2 separate regions of the Homo sapiens genome follow, and region 1 is linked to region 2. The links are chromatin loops, found by intact Hi-C in ENCODE. Cell type or tissue: PC-3. All regions are shown on one strand.

Region 1 (8,000 bases), 110 kb before region 2:
TAAGAGCCGGATCCAATACAGGAGCCAGGGCACATTTCAGAGGGAACCAAGAACAGAGCCCAGAGCTCCCCCGAAGCCCGGCTTATGACGAGGAGGTGTGGCTGTGACACAGCGCTGACAAGGCCAGTGCCTGCCATGAAAGCAACCAGTCACGATGAGAAAAGCAGCACAGGGGAAACTGAGGCCAAGACCTCCATGGGGAGCTGGCCGAAGACCACACCGGGAAAACTGAGGCCAAGACTTCCACAGGGAGCTGGCCCAGGACTGCACCAGGGTAGCTGAGGCCAAGACCTCCACGAGGAGCTGGCCCGGGACTACACAGATACTCTGAGACCAGACACCTCGCGCCTGAGCCCCCGTACGGGCCCTGCCTGTTCAACAGCAGGAGCTCTGACCTGCCGGGGGGCTTCAGGAAGGGAAATCTGGAGGAGTGCCTATGCAGGACCAAGGCCCAGCCACTCTTCCCTGCAGGGGCTCATGTCAGGCACAAGGAGCCCAGGCTAAGGGTGCATGGTGCAGCATGGGCCACAGAACCAAAAACGTGGGCAGGCCAGTGTCCATGGACAGGGACATAGATGAAAACGGTGAGCAACAGAGAGTGGAGTATCACACAGCAGTGAACAAGGAACGGCCTGTACTCGCCTGTGCCCGTTCGCATGTGGGGGCATGTAAACTTACCCACAGCAATGCGGATGTATGTATACATATGTAACTCTTAGTTTTAAGTCAACTTCTTCTTGCATGTATAGTCAAAGCATAAAGCACTTTACAAAGCAGGTACTTACCAACTTCACATTATAGTGATTATCTCTGGGGAAGGGATGCTGGGAATGAAATTGGGGGAGTTTATATGAATACTAGTGTTGCTTTGTTTTATTTTCTTTAAAAAAGATCAGAAGAAAACAAGTTAAATTTTCAGGTGTTTCTGTCTTTTTCCAAGTAGTTGGCAAATTACTATAAAATTATTCTCCATGCTTTTCAGAAAGGTAAAAATATTCCCTATGTAAAAAGTGAAAATATGTATTAAACTTGAGTGTTCTAGATATATAGGAATCCGTTTTCTTCTCACAGTTGTATAGTTTTCTGACTGATTTTATTTTATTTTGTATTTTGCCTGGACCTAATTCCCGTTGGTAACAAGCTGTTTTTAAGCCTTTTGGAAGATTCTCTAAGCACTAACTAGTGTGCCGAAATCACACAAAACTTGGTCATTATAGGCAATAGAGGCAGGTGAAGGTCATAAGCCAGTGTCTGAGGGCAAGTAAATCAGGGGGCTCCCTCCTTTCCCATAGTGAGGCACTCAGCAGCCGACTTACTATATTAATAGTTGCTCAGTGTGAGTGTGTGTGCTGTGTGGTGTGTGGGGTGTGTGGTGTGTGTGGTAGGGTGTGTGTAGTGTGTGTGATGTTTGTAATGTGTGGTGTGTGTGGTTTGTGCTGTGTGGTGTGTGTGTGCTGTGTGGTGTGTGTGGTTTTTGTGGTGTGTGATATGTGTGGTGTTTGGTGTGTGTAATGTTAGTGTGTGATATGTGTGATGGGTGTAATGTGTGGTGTGTGTGGCATGTGATGTCTAGTGTGTGCTGTGTGTGATGTTTGGTGTGTGTGATGTGTGGTGTGTGTGATGTGTGTGGTGTCTGGTGTGTGATGTGTGATGTGTGGTGTGTGTGTGGTGTGTGATGTGTTTGTGTGATCTCTGGTGTGTGTGGTATGTGCAGTGTGGTGCGTGTGGTGTGCACAGTGTGTGATGTGTGCATGTAGTATATGATGTGTAGTGTGTGTGGCGTGTGTGGCGTGTGGTATGTGTGACGTGATGTATGTGGTGTGTGTGGTGTGTGTGATGTGTGGTGTGTGTGGTGTGTGGTGAGTGTGATGTGTCGTGTGTGTAGTGTGTGGTGTGTGATGTATGTAGTGTGCGTGGTGTGTGTGGTGTGTGTAGTGTGTGGGGTGTGTGGTGTGTGATATATGTGGTGTGTGCTATGTGAGATGTGTGGTGTATGGTGTGGGGTGTGTGTTGTGTGTGTGGTGTGTATGGTGTGTGATATGTGTTGTGTGTGGTGTGTGTCTAACAGATTAGCATGAACGCATGTTTGTAACAGACTCAGGAGACCTGATGGCACTGCACAGCCCAGGTGAATTAGATAAATGTTGGGTCGACTTGGGCCCATGGAGAAACATCCCCAATAGCTTCTTGCTAACGTCAAGTCAGAGTTCCGAGCCTGAAGTGCAGCCTGGAGGCCACACCGTGGGGATTTAGAAGGGAGGGAGGACAGGGCAGGGAGGGTTAAGACTGAAAGCGTGTGGTTCAGGCTGCACAGGTGTTAGGAGCTCAGCAGGTGGGTAGGAGCCCCCTGATTCAAGCGCAATTGACCGGGAGGCAGCTGGGAGCCCTGGTCAAAGGGGACAAAGAAAGGCACCGCAGGGCTGGAGGAACCGGCAGTGGTGCTGAATGTGGCACTGGTGTGAGCAGACAGACCTGGCCCTCAGAGCCTGATGACCTTAGAGCCACGACACTGAGGGACGTGGAAAAAGGCCGCGCTGCACAGATGCAGACCAAAGCATTTCAGTAGTGATAGGTATTTTGTTGTTTCTTATAAAACACTTCCTAGAATCCATCTATATCAATAATTTTATATATATCTTTAAAAGTAGATAAACATGTGAAATATTTGTCTTATACATATTCTGGCATCAATAAATTAATATGAGATTCCTTTAATTTTTACAGTAGATAACAGAGACACATGAGTTAATTTTATAGGATAACCTAGGAGTGCTATTAAGTCACAATTATATGAATTCTTTGTTCAGAACTAGTGAATTTAGAAAGTTTTCTGTTTTTCATTCATGTTTCTGTTTTAAAAATTATGCATTTTCATTGAAAAATGTATATGCCAAACTTAAAAGTACAAAGAAAAATGAAACAAAACCCAACAGTAATAGTACAAGCATGATAAAATTATTGGTAATATTTTGTTTTCTTCTACATGCACACACACACAATTTTTAAAGAAAAACGGAATGCTTGTATGCACACTGTTTTGTACGCTTTTTATTAACAGACTATGATTAATATTTATCATACCTAAATATTTTTCTAAACATGATCTGTACATAGTTTGCATTATATGAACCATGATTTATTTAACCAACTCTTATTTCCAACTCTGGCCAATAAACAGTTCTTCAGAACACCATTACAGATAAATATTGTGTTCATTGTTTATTATTTGATCACAATAAATTTCTGGAAGTTAAATGGCTAAAATGAAATATAAGAACATCTTTGACATTCATACCATATACTGAGACTTCCAGTTATCATACTTAGGAGTGCCTGAGACCAACAGTGTTAGGCCAACACTGGCAATGCATTTTTAATGACTTTACAAATGTTTCATGGTCTATCATTGTTTTAATCTGCTACCTAAGATTACTGATAATATGGAACAATGTTTTTCACGTTTATTTATTTGTATTTCTTCTTTAATAAAGTGTGTGTTCTGATCTTTGAAATTTTCTTAAAATTAATAAAAATTTTAAATATTTTATTTAAAAAGCAAAATATTGTTTTGTTAAAATATTTAACAGGAATAATGGTAGTTTCTGAAATCTACACCTTCACAAATAATCTCCAAAAATACAAAACAATAATATGAATCTAAAAAGAAAAGGAAACACTCAACATACTGGACACAGAATTATCTCAAACTTAAAGTCACTTCTAAGTAAGAAAAAAAATTTTTTAAAGGAAGATTTTTGTATGCTTCTTCCAAGAGTCTTTGCAGTGAGCAAAGGGGCTTACAAACAACTACAGAGAAGAAAGAAGAACGAAGCTAGCATCAGGCTAAAGATTGATTTAAAATCACAGTCCTAAAGAGAAAAATCATCCTAAATGTGAAAATAATGAAAAGGTATTCTGATATTTTAAAGAAGTGACTGCAGTGGAAGAACCTTAAGGTGAGTATAATTTGAAGGGCAGTCTTCAAAATGCATTGCTTGTGGGGGAGAAGAAAGCAAAAGCACTAAGGGAGAGGCACTCTTTGGGAGCTGATATAGGGGAAGAAAAAAAATCAACGTTTCAAGTCCCACGTGGTCAAAGAGAACACAAGCCCTCCCTCTACCACCAGCAGTAGGAGCAGCAGAAATCCATTAATGAAACCATGCTTAACTGCATGAACAGAAGAGGGTGCTATTGAACTAGGAATCTTATAAACCACCCTCAAATCTATAAAATTAATTTTAAAAATATGTTAATTTCAATAAAGCTACTACATTAAAATTAGTAGTCCAAAAACAATATTCAGTTTGCTCTTCAAACCCCCAAAAGAAACATGAAGCAGAATAAAATTTTAACCTAATATTTCAAACTACATTAATTATCCTTAAACAATTATTTGTGAGATATGAAAACATCTAGACACTGTAAAACAAAAATGAAAAAAAAAGAGGAAAAACCACAATGAGTATGAAATGACAGTTGATTGAACACAGGATGAAAATGCTGAAAACAAAGTTATCTCAGAAATAGAAAGCAAAGTAAAGTGCACCATGGAAAATAGCCTAAAATGAAAATTTACCAAGATGTATTGAATAAATGTAGGGAAATACAATGAAAATGAGAAAATGAAGAAGCGAAAATGATTATGGAGAAAAGGTTGAAACAACATACATATAATTGGAATCCATGAAGGCAAAAACAACAAAGCTATTTAATATAACGAATATTTAAAATTATAATCTGAGAAAACCTTCCCAAAATAAAAGAAGCTATTAGTCTATGTATTTAAAGATACACTAGATTAATAGGAAAAATTGACCCAGATAGATCAACAACAATACATCCCAACAAAACTCTTAGATCTCAAGGAAAAAAGTCTTCAAAGCCTTCAGGTCAAAAGATCAAATAATTTACATGGCATAATAATGTGTAAGATAATAATGAAGCATAATTAAAATAAAAAAGAAAATGTAAAGCAAAAAAATTATATTCAGCCAAGACTTTCTTCAAGTTTTAAACATACAAGAACTTAGGGAATTCTGTATACTTTGGAATTTCTTGAATAACATACTAAAGGATAACCTTCATTCACCAACAAATATTTGTAAAAACGTCAATCAATGGCCAATGGTGTATTGTTTACATATCTAATTAGAAAGCTAAGATTACAACAAAGCTAGGGACAAAGATGGGAAATTAATGAATACATATGAAAGTATTTAATTTCTCAAAAAATCATACTATATGGGATATATTTAAAGCAGCAATCAGAGGAAAATCCATAGTTCTTAATGTTTTTTCAATACAAATAAAACAATAAAATGAATTAAATTATCAGCTCAAATGTTTAAAAAAGACAGCAAAGTAAACAAAGAAAGCTCAAATGAAGAAATAATATAGATAAAAAATGAATAAAGTAGAAATTAGAAAAGTAGTAGCCTTCATTAATAAATAATAATTCCGTATTTTTCAAATGAACAAAATACACAAATCACTACCTAACTCAAACAAGAATAAAGGACATACACATACGAAGTGAGCTATAGACATAGATACAGATATAGATGTAGATGTACAGATACACATGCACAAAGAGAAATAAGTATTGAAATGAAATTATTAAAAAATAAACCGTCAGAGAGTATTTTGCAGGCCTCTGTAAAAATCTATTTCATATGAAGAAACAAACATGAGACAAGCCAGAGAAACACTGAAAAACCAAAAAAGTCACTCATGGTGGTAGTGGTGGAAATGGATTAGTTCTACCAGACATTAAAACATGCCATGCAACCTCTATGATTTACATAGTGTGGTACAGGTACATAGATAGAAAATAGAACAGTGGGATGAAATAAATTTCCAGAAATAGACCCCAAAATACAAAAATTTAGTGTACAATAAAGATCCTATCTCTTATCACTGAAACAAAGATGGAGTTCTTAATAAATGTACTGGAAAACTAATTTTCCATTTGGACAAAGGTAAACTTGGATCTTTATTTTATGCCATACACAAGAATAAACTACAAATGTATTAGGAAACTAAATGTAAAAAAGCAAAACCATACATGCACTAGAAAAAAGAAATGAGTAAATTTCCCTTTAACATGGGTAAGAGAAGATTTTGTATCTACAACTAAAAATTGAGATGTAATAAAAGGTTGATAAATTGGATTATTCAAAATATTTTCACAAGTTCATGACAAAACACTATAAACATATTAGCAAACAACCAGAAAGTATTTGTGACATTCTCAGAAATTGTCATTATTTGACCTTACTCAGTGAGAAAATCCTTATTTTATGTCCAGGGAATCTATTGAAAATAATCAATGGAAATTGTTACAATTGCACTTACTTAAAGAGGTGATACCAGTGTTGCAAACAAGAGGATGGCCAAGAATCTTACTAGGAAGATCTGGGAAGTAAGATGTCCACAGGGCATTGAGAATCATCTGCACGCTCCAGGGAATATAGACAGCTATGTGACTGCAGAGCTGCGTACAACTCAGAAAAGACACAAGTCCCCATTTCTTACCTTAGGCTGATCCTGAAGCTCTTCACAAGGAAAAGGGGAAGGCCAAGGCATAGACGTACAGTCACTGTGTTGAATGACAGCATGTCCCATCTCACATTGGAAGCCCCTTTGCAAAGGGTGGGAAACATTGATGAAAGAGGCTTAAGAAATCTTGGTTGAATCATTTGCTAACAATGAAGATAACTGAGCATGACTTCTGTGTTCACACAAAGTGGGGAACACGCACTTTACAGAATTAGACCAGGAATATCACTGACAAGCAAATAGCAACAACAGCAATGATGGCAACCACAACAAAGAGCAACAACACCACACAGATTGGGAGCTTTAGTTTCCAGAGTGGACAAATTTAAAAAATATATGTATTTAGTTTTAACAAAGAATTATGAGGCATGCATATAACACAGGAAAGTATGGCCCATCCCCAGGAAAGCAGACAGTGGAAAGAAACTGTCCTGAGGAAGCCCAGATGTTAGATTTACTAGACACATACTTTAAATGAGATATAAGTCTAATAAAAGAACTAAAGGATATCATGTCCAAAGAATTAAACAAGCATGGAGATAAATGGCTCACCACATATATAATACCAATGAAAAAAAGAAATTTTTTAAATTCCAACTCTAGAGTTGAAAAGTTTAATGACTGAAATAAAATCTTGCTAAAGTGATTTAACATCATGTTTGAGATGGAAGAAGAGAGAATCAGCAACCTTGAAGATATTTCAAGTGAGATTATTCAGTCCAAGAAAGAGAAAATAAAAGAATGAAGATACATAAATAGACTCAGACTTTGGGGCACTTAGTCAGTTCAGCTGCTATAATGAAATACAATAAACTACGTGGCTGAACAACAACAACAATTTTATTTCCCACAGTTCTGAAGGCTGGAAGTCTGAGACCAGAGTGACATCGTGGTTGAATTCTGGTGAGGGTCATCTTCCTAGTTGCAGGCTGCTGACTTCTTTGTAACCCCACATGGTGAAAAGTGCACTGGCCAGCTCCCTGGACTCTTTTTATAAGGGCACTCATTCAGTTCATGAAGGTTTCATGCTCATCACCTAATTCTCCCAAAAGCCCCACCTCTGAATACCATCAACATATGAATTTGGGGGGATGGAAATATTCAGTTAATTGCATTTTGCTTTCTTGCCCCACAAAATGTATGTCCTTCTCACATACCAAAGACATTCATTTCATTCCAACAGCCCAAAAAGTTTTAACTTATTTCAGCATCAAGTTTGCAATCTAATGTCCAAAGTTTTATTAAAATATTATTTAAGTCAAATATAGGTGAGATTTGAGGTACACTACTTATTCTGAGGCAAAATTTCTCTGCAGTGATAAATTCATTAAATTAAGTATGTGCTTCCAAAATACAATGATGGGACAGACATAGTTACCCTTTTCTCCCAAAAGGAAGAAAAAAGTGGCGATGGGTCCCAAGCAAGTCCAAAATCCAACAAG
Region 2 (8,000 bases):
ATTATCGGCCTTTCTTCTTTTCTACTACACACATTTTAATACCATACATCACCATCTACATAACCGGGTGCACCTCACCCCATCTGTCACCTCTGGTCCTGCACTAGGTCTCTGCAATCTGTGCCTGATACAAACCAGGGTGGCATTTTTGAATTAAATATAATCATGTCCTGTCCCTACTGAAACCCTCCAAGTTTTCTCCAATTCTCTTGAGCTATATAATCCAATGTCCTTCCGTTTCCTAAGAAACCTACATGATCATATGATGCCCCCTCTCCAGTGTCCCTGAAACCCCCCGCTGTGGTGGGGATGTTGCTCTCCCTTGGCTTCCTTTGGCCTGGACTGTTTTCCACTTAGTTGTCCCACGACTTCCTTTTTGTCCTTGATCTCATCTCAAGGATCCCCACCCCCTTCCATCATGGCCCCGGCTTATTTCTTAGAGAGCTGTCACAATCCGCAGCTACCCTGCTTCATTGTGTTTGTGTGTCTTTATCATTTAATTCCTTCTTAGAGAAGGTCTGCTCCCAAGGGAGGAAAACATTTTTATTTTTCTTACCTCTGTTTGTTTTACCACCTCTTATGTGGTAAGAGAAACAGAGGTAAGAAAAATAAAATGTCAGTCAGCATTTGCTGATGGGATAAATGAATGAAGCCAAGCAGTGTCTGAGGGGTCTAAGGGCCTGGTGCCCACAGACAGTGCTGTCAGTCGTCTCTTCACCCACCAGTCCCATCACGGTCTCGTCTCAGTTTTCTTCCTCTGTAATTACTGAATTGAGTGAGTTCACCTTTGAAGGGATAGCTGCTAATGACATCGCCAGATACAGAAGAACATCATGAAGTTATAGAAATATGCAGATGCAGGTATTCCTTATCATCAATGTAGGGTGCTGGGTGCTCCAGGGAGGCCTAGGAACATGGATGGGTCTGGTCCTGACCCCCAGTGCCCCAGCTTCTCACAGCACATGGTGCAGAAAAGCACCTGAGGGTCGGCAGCCGAGCGGGGAAGCAGCAGACACAGGCATGCGCCTGGGAGACTCGGCAGATACCACAGGGAGACTTGAGCCCGGCCCCCAGGGATAGCAGCAGGCACTCTGACCATCTGCATGCATATCTATCTGTATTTATTTATTTTGGGACAGAGTCTCACTCTGTCGCCAAGACTGGAGTGCAGTGGCGCGATCTCGGCTCACTAAAACCTCTGCTTCCTGGGTTCAAGCAATTCTCCTGCCTCAGGCTCCTGAGTAGCTGGGATTACAGGCGTGTGCCACCATGCCCAGCTAATTTTTCGTGTGTATTTTTAGTAGAAACAGGGTTTCATCAAGTTGGCCAGGCTGGTCTTGAACGCCTGACCTCAACTGATCTTCCCACCTCGGCCTCCCAAAGTACTAGGATTACAGGTGTGAGCCACTGCGCCCAGCTATGTGTTTATATTTATGTGCATTTCTGTATTAATTCGAAGTGACTCCCTTAGCCAAGATTCCTGCCACTCCTTTAATGTATGACTCAGGCACTTTGTCCTTGCTTCAGTGACTGTGATTTAGGTGCCTTTGATTGGAAGTTGACTGAAAGTTCTTGTTACAGGCGACAGACCAAGGCCGAGACTGAGAAAGAGACAGGAGAAGGGAGGGGAAGGGCAGAAGTCCACAGCTGGGAGCACAGGGATTCGGGTGACTTATGCTGGGGCCTATTTCTCGTTCATCCCTACAACTGGCTCAGGTCTCTGTGTTTTCCTACTGACATCATCTTCCTCATTACACATCACGCTGAATTTTTCAGTATGTCAATTCACGTCACTTATTTTAATTCCATCCAGTTGCGTGTGACAAACCTGAATATCCCATCCATTTCGTGCCCAGGTTTTTAGACTTTTGCTTCCAGGAGCATTTCCCAACCTTGCTGCTTGTGCACTGCGTGCCTTGGTCCCAGGCTGGAGCATCGTGTGAATGAATCTGTTTCCGGCAGGCATGGGGTGAGGTTTATATCAGCCTTCATTAAGCAGTAATCACAGCCTGCCGCTAGACGCACATTTCCCACACACATGGGATTGCAGGAAGCTAACATTCGCCTCTTCTGTTTTATTTTCTGCCACCCTTGCTTGAAAGTTCAATTCATGAGTAATATATTAGGTGGGAAGATAAGTAAGGTTTATCCTTTAGCTAACATTTATTACAATAATAACAAAGTACATACTATACACCTCATTGTTTATAATTGCAAAGTACTGAGGTTACCTATTTTGATGAAAAATGTCTTAAAACATTAAGATTTTAAGCATGATTACGTCCATATTACTAATATTTTAATTCTGCTACCTTAAATATCTATCATTGACACATTAAATATGCTATTGCAGGAAAGCTGATTTAAAAAAATCACAGCTTTAAATATATATTATATTATTTCACAATGGCTAAAATTCCTTTTATATGTTGAGGTTGCTTTTCATTACTCATGAGTCAAAAGAGCTTTATAATCCTCTTATTGACGGTATCTTTAACTTTTTTAAATGAAAATTTTAGCTGAAGGTGAATATATTTTGCTTAAAAAGTTAACATGGACAATAATACCTCATGTCCCCAATTGATTTGGCCTTGGCATATGACATTTGCTATCTCTTCAGTAAACATATTTGTATAATATCGAGCATATTATGCAATACATATAAGTGTATTTAGCAATTAAGCCAAATAAAATTATGCTTGTTTTAACAGTTCATACCAGTTTTCACATCTAGCTTTGTTGGATATTTTTTACAGTTACGGTTACTTTTAGGGCTGGAGTGAGGTCTGGCTGGTGTACGAATGATCCGTCTTGTTAAAATGAAGAAGCACGAATTACTCAGTGAGGCGTGGCCAACTGTGTTTTTAGAGAAAGTCCCCCGGCGCTCAGGGCTTTGTGTTTTCTGGAATGCGAGGTGACAAGCCCGGTCCCAGGTGGCCCCGGACGCCGCTGGCTGCCACTTTCCCCGCCGTCCCCAGCTGTTGGAGCCGAGGCGGAGGGATGGCGCCGTCCGTCCCAGGAGGGAAACGGTGGCCCCCAAGGCCGGGACGCAGGTGGCGCTGCAGTCGGAACTGGGATGTGGACCCCCGGCCCGGGACGCGGTTAAAAGGTCCAGCAACCCCACAGGCCCGTGGGGTCTGCGCTGCTCCAGGCGCCCGGATTCACCGTCCAGCCGGGGCCCTGACCCCGGGTCCGTCCACGCGGCTGCGATGCTCGGTCATCCTGGCTCCGGCCCACCCCGGGGAGACAGGCCCCTCACCGGCCCCTCTGAGGAGCAGGGCCAACACGCCGCGGGCTCTGCCGGCCCCGCAGGCCTCGGGTTCCATCGCAGCAGCGTGGCCTGATGACTCCATTTTGTCGCTGCGGAGGAGCCGCACCGAGTCCACAGCGCCAGTGCGGGGGAGCCGCGCCGGGGAAGAGGGAGGAGGCGCGTCCACAGCAGCCTCGTGTCTCCACATGGGACGTTTCCTCGGCGGGGACCCGGCGCGCCCAGGGGCTCAGGCTCGCTCAGGCCTACGGAGGCGGGTGTATCCGCGTCCGGCCCGACTTGTGAGGAAACAGCACACGTGAAGCGAGCGGAGTCGGCGCAGCCTGGAACAGGGTGAATCCGCAGAGTCCTCGGCCGCGCATGGCGGCTCTGTCAGCTCCAGGGACACAGGGACCGTCCCCGGGCCCATCAGCGCAATCGGGAGGGCGTCCGTGTGCCCACAGGCCCAGCTACACCTCCACAAAGCTGGGAAAGACGAACACGGGCCACCCTCAGCCACCTGCCCGGACCGCTGCGAGGCCCACGGGAGGGAAGACGCGCCCTGGCACGCGGTGTGGTAACCGCCCTTGGACGCGGCGGCGCTTTGGGCGGGAAGAACCGCGAATTCCAGAACATTTGGGATCATTTGTTAAAAGAAAAATCCTCGGGCGCCACCTAGCGCTGACATGCTGCCTAACTCTTCTCAGCCCTCATTTTAGAGAACGGAAAATGAAGCCCAAGTTATTGACTATAAAATGGGAAAAAACTAAAACATTGCAATATGCAGATTGCATCACACATATTATCTTAGCAGGTTTTCTTGCACTTGCCTTGCAGATAAATAGGACATATCTAGGTGGTGCTGTGTCCAATAAAATAACACATCTGAACTCAGGTAAGGAAGGGTTCTCTCAACAGGGAGAGGTTCCAGCCAGGAGACCCCGAAGCGTCTCCCACTCAGGAAGACATGTGCTTCTCTGATATGAGAAGGAATGACCACCGCCAGAGCGACGCCCTATGGGGGAGGATGGGCGAGATGGTCAGCGGGAGGGGTCTTAGGCTGGGGTTAGCAGACGCTTGGAGAAGCAGGCCAGGGCTTGCTACTCCCTGTACGGAGCACTGGATGGCTCCGTCACTGTGGGTGTCTCGTCCACCGTGGTCAGTTACTTGTGAGACAAGAACAGGGAATTTGGAAGGTCTGAGCTTGGCCTGCCCGGGTAGAAAGAGGACCCCTGGGTCTCCTCTACGACCTGCGAGGAAGGTGATCTTCGCAGGGAACCATTTCTGGAACGTGGAGGGTGGAGCTTCTTGACCATCCTTTTGCAGGGCCTCGAAACTCAAGTGAAGTTCGGTGTCAGTAGAAACTCTGTGTTGCTTCTACGCATGGCTGGACACATGTGCTTCTAGCCTTGGCCACTTGATTCCTGGTTGTATAGGTTTTATGTGTACAGTCATGCATTGCTTAACGCTGGGGGTACATTCTGAGAAATGCATTGTTAGGCAATTTTGTCATTGTGCAAACATCAAAACATCATAGGGTATATGTGAACAGAGTCTAGAAGTTACAGCCTATGACACACCTCAGCCATAAGGTGTAGCCTCGTGCTCCTAGGCTACGAACCTGTACAGCAGATGGCTGTGCTGGAACTGCAGGGAGCTGTAACACAGTGGAGAGTGTGTATCTAAACATAGCTACACGTAGAAGAGGTGCAGTAAAAATATGGTATAAAAGATAAACATGGTGCACCTGTATAGGGCACTTACCACGAAAGGAGCTTGCAGGATGGAAGTTGTTGCTCTGGGTGTTGGTGAGTGAGTGGTGAGTGTCTGTGAAGGCCTAGACTCTCAGACATTTCTGTCCACTACTGTTGACTTTATATACACTGTACACTTAGGCAACACTCAGTTCATCGCAAATATTTCTCTTTTCTCAATAATAAATTAAGCTTAGCTTAACCTTAATGAAATAACTTTTTACTTTATAAACTTTTAAGTTTTTAATCTTTTTGACTCTTTGTAATAACACTTGGCTTAAAACACAAACACATTGTACAGATGTACAAAAATATTTTCTTTCTTTATATCCTTGTTCTATAAGCTTTTTTAATTTTATTTTTACTTTTACTTTTTTTAACCTTTTTTGTTAAAATCTGAGACACAAACACACACATTAACCTAGGCCTACACAGGGTCAGGATCGTCAACATCACTATCCTAACCCTAACCCTCCACATCTTGTTCCCTGGAAGGTCCTCAGGGGCAGTAACACACATGGCGCTGTCATCTCTAATGCCTTCTTCTGGAATCCTCCCCGAAGGGTCTGCCGCAGACTGTTTGACTGTTAACCAGTTTTTTTTTTTAAGTAGAAGGGGTACATTCTAAAATAATGCTAAAAATATAGTGTAGCAGCAGTCCCCAACCTTCTTGGAACCAGGGACTGGTTTTGTGGAAGACAGTTTTTCCATGGACCAGAGTTGAGGGGAATGGTTTCTGGATAAAACAGTTCCAGCTCAGATCATCAGGCATTAGATTCTCATAAGGAGTGCACAACCTAGATCCCTCTCATGCACTTTTCACAACAGGGCTCTCACTGGATTCTCCTGTGAGAATCCAGTGCCGCTGCTGATCTGACAGGAGGCAGAGCTCAGGCAGTGACACTCACTCACATGCCATTCACCTCCTGCTGTGCCACAGTTCCTAACAGGCCACAGGCTGGTACTGGTTTACGGCCTGGGGATTGGGAACCCCTGTAGAATAATAGATACATGAAAGAGCGACACAGTCATTTATTATTAATCATACTGTACATAGTTGTGTGTGCTACACTTTTATACAACTAGCAGTGCGACAGGTTTGTTTACACCAGCGTCAGCACCCACACGTAAGGAAAGTGTTGTATTGGGACCTTAGCATGGTTACAATGGCTGCATCTGTCCTGGGCAGCAGGGATTTTCAGTATATGCAGCCCATTCTTTACCGAAATGTTATGTGGCCCATGAACACATATGCGTATGTATAGATATGACGAACTGTCAGTAGGTGTGCACAAAATTAGGAACCTCTAATCTCCAGAGAAAACAATCCCTACTTTTGCTCAAAATAAAGAAGCACAGGTTAACTAAGACATTGACTTGATGGGGAAACCCTGGTTGTTCCTCTCAGTCTGGCAGTTCTAGGGTCTTGAATTAATGAGAACATCAACTGTGTGAGTTAACATTGTGAGTACACAGTCCTCAAATGGATGCCAGGAAGAACCCAAGAGCTCTGCCCTCTCTCCAGCATCCCCCGTGACTGTCTCACCCGTGGAGACACCGGGCTTGTATCTTTAATGTCTGCTGTATTAGCTGGAATCATTCCCAAGGTGCTGATTTTGTAGAATACAAACTGTAGAATATTGGCAGTCTCACCTGCAGAGAATCAAACGAGTGAGCCGCCAAGGTGCTGTTGAGGATTGCATGTCTGCACCCACAGCCATGCTTGTGACTGCCAGGGAAGCTGGAGGCCACCAAGCCACAGAAAAACAGTGGAACGGAGCCTTTTGGATCTGCTCACAAAATATGGCAACTCTTAGAAAACAAACAAAACTGTGAGGCACAGTCACATTAACCTGCACCCGTGAGGGCATCTCAGTTCTTTGTCTTAAACGCCCCAGAGGAGATGTAAATGAGGGTAATTGACCAAATCCCAGAACTCTTGGCTGGAACTAGGTGGTTCAAAGACATTTTTGGATGAGGTTCTTAAATTCTAATAAATTACTCTACATTTAGAGGTGCTAGTAACTGGGCCTCATCACAAGAGTGAACCCCAGACCTCGCAGGATGAGAGAGACAGTTAATTTTGACAAAGAAAATGCATCTGAACATTAATGTTGTCAATGTCCTAGAATTCCAGGTGTCTTTAATTTAGTCAGCATGTGAAACAAACTTTCTATACATGGTTTTATCTTAACACACAAGCTAAGTCTCCAAAAAAATCTCAGGATTGCAATTAGCTCAAAGAGCTTAAGCTAATCAAATAGCTTTTAAAATTAAGTTTTAATGCCTGCTGCTATATTAATGTGCTATATTTCTGTGGCTGAATCTATGCACATTTTAGAGATTCATTGCTTAAAGTTGTGCTTCCAAAAATTACCCAAAGAAAATTTCACATATCCATAGACATAGGCACACCACCCACCACATATATACACATATGCACACAAGCTCACAGACACCAATACACACACATGAACACATATACAGCATGCACACATATACACACTTGTACACAGGTGCACACACACCCATATATGCAGATATATACACACATGCACATGCATACTTATACACATTTATACATACATGCATATGTGCACACACACCCATATTCACATATACACACCCATATGAACATGTGTATGTATACAAATACACATACACAATTGTACACTTTTATACATACATGCATGTGTGCACACACCCATATAAACACACATACATACTACCTACACATGCACACACATACACACTTTTACACATTTATGCATACATGCACATGTGCACATGCACCCATATAAACACATATGCACCCACATGAACACATATATACACACAAGCACACACATATACTATTGTACACATTTATACATAAATGCACATGTGCACACACCCATACACACACCCACATGAACACACATATATACATACATGCACACACATACACACTTGTACACATTTATACATACATGCACATGTGCACACACACCCATGTACAC

Evidence for each region. A loop is a pair of places that touch in the nucleus more often than their neighbours do. Peaks named below come from ENCODE experiments on the same cell type or tissue, not always from the same donor. Only the 100,000 strongest peaks of a DNase experiment are listed, where the experiment ranks them.
Region 1: it touches region 2 in a loop (11-fold over the local background); 29 of 110 quality-filtered maps call a loop at or near these places.

The regions. Positions count from the first base shown.
Region 1 is chr2:525,429-533,428 of GRCh38, forward strand. No RefSeq gene overlaps it. Among named protein-coding and RNA genes, the nearest start is that of LINC01875, 16 kb to the right of the region's middle. RefSeq lists enhancers at 1,888-2,410, 2,411-2,932. In PC-3, a CTCF peak has its summit at 4,191 (motif pointing right); a DNase peak (open chromatin) is centred at 4,133.
Region 2 is chr2:633,243-641,242 of GRCh38, forward strand. No RefSeq gene overlaps it. Among named protein-coding and RNA genes, the nearest start is that of TMEM18-DT, 40 kb to the right of the region's middle. In PC-3, a CTCF peak has its summit at 3,940 (motif pointing left); DNase peaks (open chromatin) are centred at 1,549, 3,909 and 4,739; H3K27ac peaks cover 2,132 bases.